Regions from separate parts of the Homo sapiens genome. Here region 2 is linked to region 1. The links are chromatin contacts, found by Hi-C or POLR2A ChIA-PET in ENCODE. All regions are on one chromosome and are shown on one strand. Each heading gives the region's core, a stretch centred on a gene start or an enhancer-like site at or near the end of the contact. The rest is flanking DNA. Distances are from core to core; before and after follow the strand shown. Region 1 holds the start of ZBED6 (zinc finger BED-type containing 6). Region 2 holds the start of DSTYK (dual serine/threonine and tyrosine protein kinase).

Region 1 (4,060 bases), core at 349-2,848:
GTCACAGAGTTGGTTAGTAGCAGCTAGAAGCCAGGTCTTCCAAATCCCAGATCCATGTTCTTCCTGCTTCATCAAGAACTATATCTACTTGAAATGCCTTCACCTTGTAAAATACATATTTTTATGATGCCTCATGATAGCGACATCAATTTCCCTTAATTCTGAAATTAACTATTTTCAGGAAATCTCATTTAAACAAAAACATAGTGCATCATTCAACATTCATCATTTAGGACTGTGATTTGCCAATACAACCCAAAAAGTCAATTCTGGAAAGCCAACACAGACTCCGCATACTGGTCACAGCAAATGCTAGTTGAGCCCTTTCAGTTCTAACTAAAAGTAATACAACCTTTTAAAATGTGAGTGGCTGGAAAAAAATGCTTTGAGAAAAAAATTTTAAAACAAGGTTAAATGCTGCATTTTCAAAGTACTGTTTGTATTAAGAGTTAATTCAAGTTTAGTTTTCAGATATTTTTAGACTTGAGAAGCTTTTACAGCCTGTAAGTAACTCACAAGTTGTACGCTATAGAGATAGCAAAAAGTGAAATATGAACTTTAAACCACTTCCATTTTTCGATTGATCCCTCCCCTTCCCCCAATACCTACATACATTTACCCTAAAAAGCATCGCTATCTCTAGTTCCACAGCCTCTTTCTCAAGGTCCAGAACCAAGGCCTGGAAGATGTCAACAATATAGGCCTTCCCCATAGGAATCCGCACCGATTATGGGAGTTTAGGGGTGTTCTTCATTACGGTTTCACCAGTCCTACAAGGAGAACGGAAGTGTCCCTGTTGCTCTTGACTCCGACGCTGAGGGCCAGGGGTGGGAGTGTAATGAGAGTGGGGAATGGGTGTAGGATACCGGAATAAGGTCGGTGGCTTTCTGTATGTGGAGTTTGAGACAAGCTCCAAAGTACCGGGACCCTGGAGAGGAATGAGAGTAGGTAAATTCAGCGCCCGGCACTCAGTCTGATTGATTTAGGCAGTGAGGGTCCGCTCAACTAGAGAAACTGTTGCCCCGAAGAAAGCAATCTAGTGTCAGTTCTCTCTTCGGGATTCGGGGGAACAGTCGGTTTTCGGGGCTGCTCCGGGCTCCTCGAGATTAGCGAACACCGGATGTGGGGGAGGGGAGGAAGGTTGGCTGGGAAAGGAGCAGGCGCCGTGGGGGTGGGGTGAACGGGGTGGGGGTGGGGAGGATGGGAAAAGTGAGCGGGAGCCTGGGGCTCCCAGCCAGCCCCGGCGAGGGCCGCGACCGGGAGGTGGGGGGGAGGGGTCGTTACGGCGAAGCTGAAGGATCCGCTCTGACTTCCCGGGATAGGCCGCGACCCAGGGGCGAGGGGAGGCCGCTGCCACTCCCCTCGCCCTCTCCCCCACCTCCCCGGCCCCAAGCCACCCGGGAATCAAAAAAACGGGTCTAGTTACCAGAGAACAGAAACTTTACCGAACCGATGACACTATCCCCGACTCCCGCTTGCTGCCACGTCTTTCTTCTTGCTTGGCCGCTGCCGTCCGTCGTCCTCCCAGCAGCAGCAGCACTAGCAGAAAACCAAGACTGCCAGCGTCAAAGATGGCGCCTGGCTACAGGCTCCGCTCTAAGGCCCGGCCGGTAAAAGTGCCAGCACGACGCAGGGCGCGAGGATTCTGGAAGATGTAGTTCCTCTATGAGGCGATGCCTAAGATGGCTGCTCCGGGTCACAGGGTCACGTGACGGGGGAGGCGCTGGGTCGGGGAGTCCCTTCCCTTCAGAGGAATGCCTCGAAGCCGGCTTTCATAACGTTTTGTTTTTGTTTTTAAATCAAATGAGGTAATAAGCGGGAGGGCCGCAGGAACTGAGACTGCCATTCAGTAAGCGCTCAATTTATTCTTACCAAAGTGTTTGCTTAATGAGTAAATCTCCCAAACCATGTATACATTTAATTTAGAAATAAACTGTACTTTTCCTAAGCATGCAATGTAGAATGATTTGTTAGTTTATTTTTTACTTGAAGAAGTGAGATTGGGCTTTGGGGGGGTGTTTCTTTGATTTCTTAAAGCAAATTTGTGTATTGGAAAAGTAATTCATGCTCGTGACAAAATTCAGGAGAGTTAGTTGGAGGTCGCAATCAGCAGTCTCATCCCTGCTTCATTATTAACATTGTCCCTTATTTTCCCTTTTGAATGTTTTTACTTTTTCCCCCGGTTATAAAAGTAATACACGTGGCCGGTGCGGTGGCTCACGACTGTAATTCCAGCACTTTGGGAGGCCTCGGCAGGCGGATCACAAGGTCAAGAGATCGAGACCATCCTGGTCAACATGGTGAAACCTCATCTTTACCAAAAATACAAAAATTAGCTAGGCGTGGTGGCACGCGCCTGTAGTCCCAACTACTCGAGAGGCTGAGGCAGGAGAATCGCTTGAATCTGGGAGGCAGAGGTTGCATTGAGCTGACATCGCACCACTGCACTCCAACCTGGCGACAGAGTAAGACTCCATCTCAAAAAAAAAAAAAAAAAAAAAAAGTAAAAAACTTAATACACGTAAGTTTTTTTAGAAACAATACAGAAATATAGAGAGTAGAAAGTTAAAATCTCTATTAATCTCATTCTTGAGAAATAGCTCTCATTAACTTACCATATATCCTTTCTGGCTTTTACACTGAAAATATACTTAAATATATTACACATATAATAGGAGCCCAAGGTCCCCCTGGGGTAGTGGCTCAGCAGAACTCTAATTAGGTGGCAACATTTTACCTAACTTGGGTAAAGGATATAGTTGTGCTACTAAGAAAGGAAACACTTGATGATAAAGCAGATGGGACTTCAGGCACCTTTTATTTCCTCGTGTGCTTGTTCTTCCAGCTGCCGGGTTGGTGATGTGCGAGTCCCAGGCAGCCCAAGACTAGGAATTTATCAGAGCAGAGGGGTCCTGAGCCTCCTCATATCTGGGCTTTTATCTCCTTTCAAAGTAAGAACCACAACTTTAGAATCTTAGCTCCAATCTCTGCCTTACGTGACAGTGCTCTGGCATTGCCATGTCAACAGACCTAATAAGCAAGTTCCTGGTAGCCAATTTCTTTTTTTCTTTCTTTTTCTTTTTCTTTTGTTTTGGTCTTCATTTTTTTGGTCTGTGTGACTCTTACTGGTAACCAATTTCTGTCTGTGCCACGACACCTAGGGTTTTTAAAATTTACCAGAGGGCTCTCCACATAGCTTAAGGGTTTTCCAACCTAGGACTCTCCAAGATGCAGTCCTGGCCTGACTAGTGTGCTATATAGAGTTTATAGTTATATTTCAGTAAACCTAAAGTATCATTGATTGTAAGATACACTTTTATTTTACAAGCCTCTAAGTGGAAGAAAAAAACCAACAACTGCCAATTAAACTGACAGGCCGGCCGGGCAGGGTGGCTCACACCTCTAATCCCAGCACTTTGGGAGGTTGTGGCGGGCGAACCACAAGGTCAGGAGTTCGAGACTAGCCTGGCCAACATGGTGAAATCCTGCCTCTACTAAAAATACAAAAATTAGCCCAGCACAGTGGCACGCATCTGTAATCCCAGCTACTTGGAGGCTGAGGCAAGAGAATTGCTTGATCCTGGGAGGTGGAGGTTGCAGTGAGCCAAGATCACGCCATTGCACTCCAGCCTAGGTGACAGGCTAGGAAAGGATGTACATCTTAGAATGAATGAAAATATGAACAGGCTAAAACTATACATACCGTTTTGCAATTTGCTTTTTTCACTTTACAATATATCTTGAATATCTTTTAATGGTCATCAGCACTTAGAGGCCTACCATATTCTTTTTTTTTTTTTTTTTTTTGAGACAGAGTTTCACTCTTGTTTCCCAAGCTGGAGTGCAATGGCACAATCTCGGCTCAATGCAACCTCCGCCTTCCGGGTTCAAGCTATTCTTCTGCCTCAGCCTCCTGAGTAGCTGGGATTACAGGAATGCACCACCACGCCAGGCTAATTTTGTATTTTTAGTAGAGACGGGGTTTCTCCATGTTGGCCAGGCTGGTCTGGAACTCCTAACCTCAGGTAATCTGCCCACGTCGGCCTACATTCTTTTTAAT
Region 2 (4,060 bases), core at 1,032-3,531, 1.4 Mb before region 1:
CTTCTTACCGTTCAAAACTTTATTTTCTCCATTTGTCCTTTGAATTAGATATTTGAAGAAAATATGTATTTTAATTGGTAAGTTATTATGATTTACAAAGGGCTCATTGTCACTTGCATTTTTTAAGATTTTAAATAGCAAAAAATTATTGCCTTTCTCAACAGATCAAAAATAGGTATGAGATATACTTACACATATTCAAAATGATGTACATAGATTAGTTCTTGCAGTATTGTTTTTAATATCAAAAGACTGCAAAAAACCTAAAGGTCCGCCAATAGAAGACTTGTTAAATAAAACATGCCAATCCATGTGGTAGTATGTTACACAGTTAAAAAGAATGAAACAGACCTTTATGTTTTGGTACAGAAGTCTGCAAGGCCATAATCAAATATGTATTACGTATGCTATCATTTGTATTTAAAATACATGCATACACATATATAAATACATATATAGGATCTATTTATACATGATTTATATCTACAACAGTGGTTGCCTCCTGGGAGGGGAACTAGGTGACTGGGAGGTGAACAGAAAAACTAAGAAAGACTTAGTTTTTCCTTATATATCCTTTGCACCATTTGAATTTTATACCACATTCGTGTATTACTTATTTTGAAAATAAATGCAAAGTACTAAGGAATAGTTTTTAAAAGGGTGGGCTTTGTGATATTTACCTGAAATAATGCCCTCTCTGATTACTTCCACCTATCTAAATTTTGCCCCTTCTTCAAGATAGATTCCTTTTCTGGATAACTCCAGCTTGAGTGCTCTTATCTGATCTCCTGTGCTAGAAATTCGTGTGTGTGGCAAATCATTACACATTGCTTTCTTACAGCTCTTCTATTTTAAAAATAGTATCTACTTTGTATTAAAATTCCCATTTTTAATTTTCATTTCTATTTTACTGAACCTTTGGGGATTGCATGGGGAATATAATCTTGCAAAAGAAGAATGGCTGATGGAAAATACGTGACCAAGTAAAAGGCAGAAGGGGGAGTGGGTAAATGGGAAGGAGCATGAGGCTCCCTCCTTGCAGTCAGCCCTCACAGACATTTATCAAATACAGATTCATTTGAATTAGTGACCCCTTTTTATAAAATGCTAATGCCCCTGGAAAGGTAAGGCCTTCACATCTTACAACAATTAATCCAAATATCACGACATCATTTGGCTAAGAACACCTGGGTGTTCTGCGATGAGAGGTCAGGAGAAGTAAAATTTCTGAAGCAGGACTCACAAAAATTTAAAACCAAAAGGGCTTAAAGATCTGCCATTCTAAACCCTTACTTTATAGAAGATGAAACGGGGTCTTGCCCGAGATCACAATGCAAGGTATAGGAAGAGTCCAGATCCAAACTCAAATCTCCTCTTAATTTCAGTCAAGGAACTACATCATGTAGCCTATCAGAGAAGAAGTCTGGCCTAGGTAAAAGACGGTGTCTTTCTATAGCAAGAAAGATACAGATGGGCTCTGTGCCTGGTGAAGAGGGGAGAGATAATTCAGGAAGCACAAAAGAGGTGACGTCAAGTTTTGCCCCCTTTGTAATTGTGTCCAGGAGTCTGTGACTGTGTGTGTCAATGAAAGTCCTCCATATTAGCAGAAACCAAGTTAAGATAATCAGAAATAGTTTGGAAGGCTACAAACCTCAACTTCCCCTTACCCAGTCCGGTCTCCCTACTTCAGGAACCCACTGAAGTTCAGCTTACAGCTCTTGTTGATCCTTTCACACCCTTCCTTTCCAAGTCTGGAGAAGGAAAGTTGGAAAAGGGGAACGCAATGCAAATATAAGAGATTTCCCTATTTCCAGGGTACTTTCAGCCGATTTCCAGGGTACTTTTAGCCGATTCCCCAGTATCTACTGTATCCGAAACACTAGAGAGCCACTTAGGGTAGCCATGGAGATGACTGTCTTCAGTCTTGTTTCCTTCCTTTTCTCTACTATTAACATCTTTCGCTACGATTTCGGTAAGGCCCCCCCACTTCTGCTGGCACTCAGGTCCTGCAGCTCCTCCCTCTCCTCAGGGACGCTCATAGAGGGATTAGGAACACTTTTTAAAATGAAGAGAGCGCGAAAACACAAGAACGAGTGAGGGTTTTCTCCAAAAGGGATCAGTCCCATCCACAGCCTCCCCTTCTCCAGCCTTGAGGTTTTGGCGTTTGGTCCCAGCCCGGACTGCAAGTCCCAGGAGACCCCGCGGCGAGGGTGTCCTCCAGCGATCCTTCCCTCACGCTTCTGGATAGTGGAGAGAAAGGTTCCGATAGCGGCGCACTGCGGTTTGGTTTGTTTGCAACGGCAGTGACGGAGGTTGGGAGCCAGGCTGACTGCAGGCGGGGGCGTCAGGAGGCGGATTCCTCCTCCCTTCGGCACTGGGGGGCGGGGAGGAGGGAGGCCGGGCCTGCGGCCGGGGACCGAGCCGCAAAGACAGAGCGGGCAGAGGCGATGGAGGGCGACGGGGTGCCATGGGGCAGCGAGCCCGTCTCGGGTCCCGGCCCCGGCGGCGGCGGAATGATCCGCGAGCTGTGCCGGGGCTTCGGCCGCTACCGCCGCTACCTGGGACGGCTGCGACAGAACCTGCGCGAGACCCAGAAGTTCTTCCGCGACATCAAGTGCTCCCACAACCACACTTGTCTCTCCTCCCTCACGGGCGGCGGCGGGGCCGAGCGCGGCCCTGCAGGCGATGTCGCCGAAACCGGGCTGCAGGCGGGTAAGGAGGGCAGCCCGGAGGGAGAGAGGGCAGGAGAGGCAAATCGGAGGACGGACCGCACCCCTGCCCTGCAAAACAAGCCCGAGTCTTCTCGGGCAGGCGGAAAGGGGCAGTCGTGTCGTGTGGCCGGGTCCCCGGGCATGGGCCGGCCGGATCTGGGATACCTTGGGAGGGCATCCTTCTGAGGAGGGGAGGAAGGGGCCCGCTGGGGGACCGGGAGCCAGGGGCAACCGAGGGCCGGAGTTCCCGGAGCGGGACCCCGGGGACCGGGGTGTGCGCTGACGGACCTGGGGCGGGCCGGCGTTCGGAGAGGGTAGCAGTTAATCCGAGGAGTGGGGAAAGTTGCTCTGAGTTGGGGGCGGGCGCGTGCGCCGTTGTGGGTCAGAGCCCCAGTTTAGAGATGGAGCAGAGGCGGCAGCGAGTCCCGGGAGTCCGAGGAGGCCATGGGACTGTAGTCGGGTGTGTGGGTTTGATGATGTATGTGAAATGTGTTCACACCAATCATGAGGCAGCTCTGTGAAGAGGGGACATTCTCTAAATAGGGTTGGGGGTCGCCAGAGGAAATCATATCTGATGGGTGCCACGGAATTGCCAGAGATGTTGCTCATGCTTAAGGTGAAGAAGAGAGGGAAGGGATCATTTTGGTCCTGAGCCAATGGAGAACTAGCTACTCTTGTTCTTTCTTGCATGATTCTTTCTAGGATGTGCCAGAGGCCCCCAAACACTTAAAATCGTGCAGTCTTTAATCTTTCCTAACGTCTTGCTTCCTTTTAAACTGCTGTTGGTGGGGAACTGGAGGATTTGTTAACTACTGCGTCTAATTAGGAAATAACTTTAGATTGGAAGGGAGAAGGGACTGACATTCCACGTAGATAGATATCTTGGGGACAAAACAGCAAAGAAGTCTGTGGGTTTAATTTAGTGATTCTCAAACTAAAGTGTGTATTAAACTCACCCCAGGGGCGTATTAAAAATGCCATGTCTCGTGCTCTAGCTCATAAATTCCTATTGAATAGGTGTGTGAAGTGGGTCCTAAGAATCTAATTTAACATGAAAAGACCCTGAAGAGGCCGGGCGCGGTGGCTCACGTCTGTAATCCCAGCACTTTGGGAGGCAGAGGCGGGGCGGATCACTTGAGGTCAGGAATTCGGGACCAGCCTGGCCAACATGGTGAAACCCCGTCTCTACCAAAAATATAAGAAACTAGCCAGGTGTGGTGGTTGAGGCCTGTAATCTCAGCCACTGGGGAGGCTGAGGCAGGAGAATCGCTTGAAACCAGGCGGCGGAGGTTGCAGTGAGCAGAGATTGTGCCACTGCACTCCACCCTGTGCGACGGAGCAAGACTCTG

Evidence for each region. Hi-C counts contacts between places; a loop is a spot of excess contacts on that map. ChIA-PET counts read pairs that join two places held with the same protein, here RNA polymerase II (POLR2A). Pooled maps may share reads with other maps.
Region 2: a loop to region 1 is called in a map of naive thymus-derived CD4-positive, alpha-beta T cell, with 11 times the contacts of the local background. The contact joins the promoter of DSTYK here to the promoter of ZBED6 in region 1. A Hi-C loop is called at or near these places in 1 of 168 maps with a recorded cell type or tissue (naive thymus-derived CD4-positive, alpha-beta T cell) and 6 of 50 pooled maps. POLR2A ChIA-PET finds 5 or more read pairs at or near these places in 1 of 52 experiments (naive thymus-derived CD8-positive, alpha-beta T cell).

What each region holds. Positions count from the first base shown.
Region 1 is chr1:203,793,161-203,797,220 of GRCh38, reverse strand. ZBED6 (zinc finger BED-type containing 6) reads right to left here and starts at 1,598. Exons shown (of 17, transcript NM_001395895.1): 1 at 1-1,598. It overlaps ZC3H11A (zinc finger CCCH-type containing 11A), which reads right to left and starts at 1,598. Exons shown (of 18, transcript NM_001376342.1): 1 at 1,427-1,598. RefSeq lists an enhancer at 1,478-1,897.
Region 2 is chr1:205,209,923-205,213,982 of GRCh38, reverse strand. It overlaps DSTYK (dual serine/threonine and tyrosine protein kinase), which reads left to right and starts at 2,281. Exons shown (of 13, transcript NM_015375.3): 1 at 2,281-2,712. The coding sequence starts at 2,448. RefSeq lists silencers at 2,352-2,481, 2,902-2,951.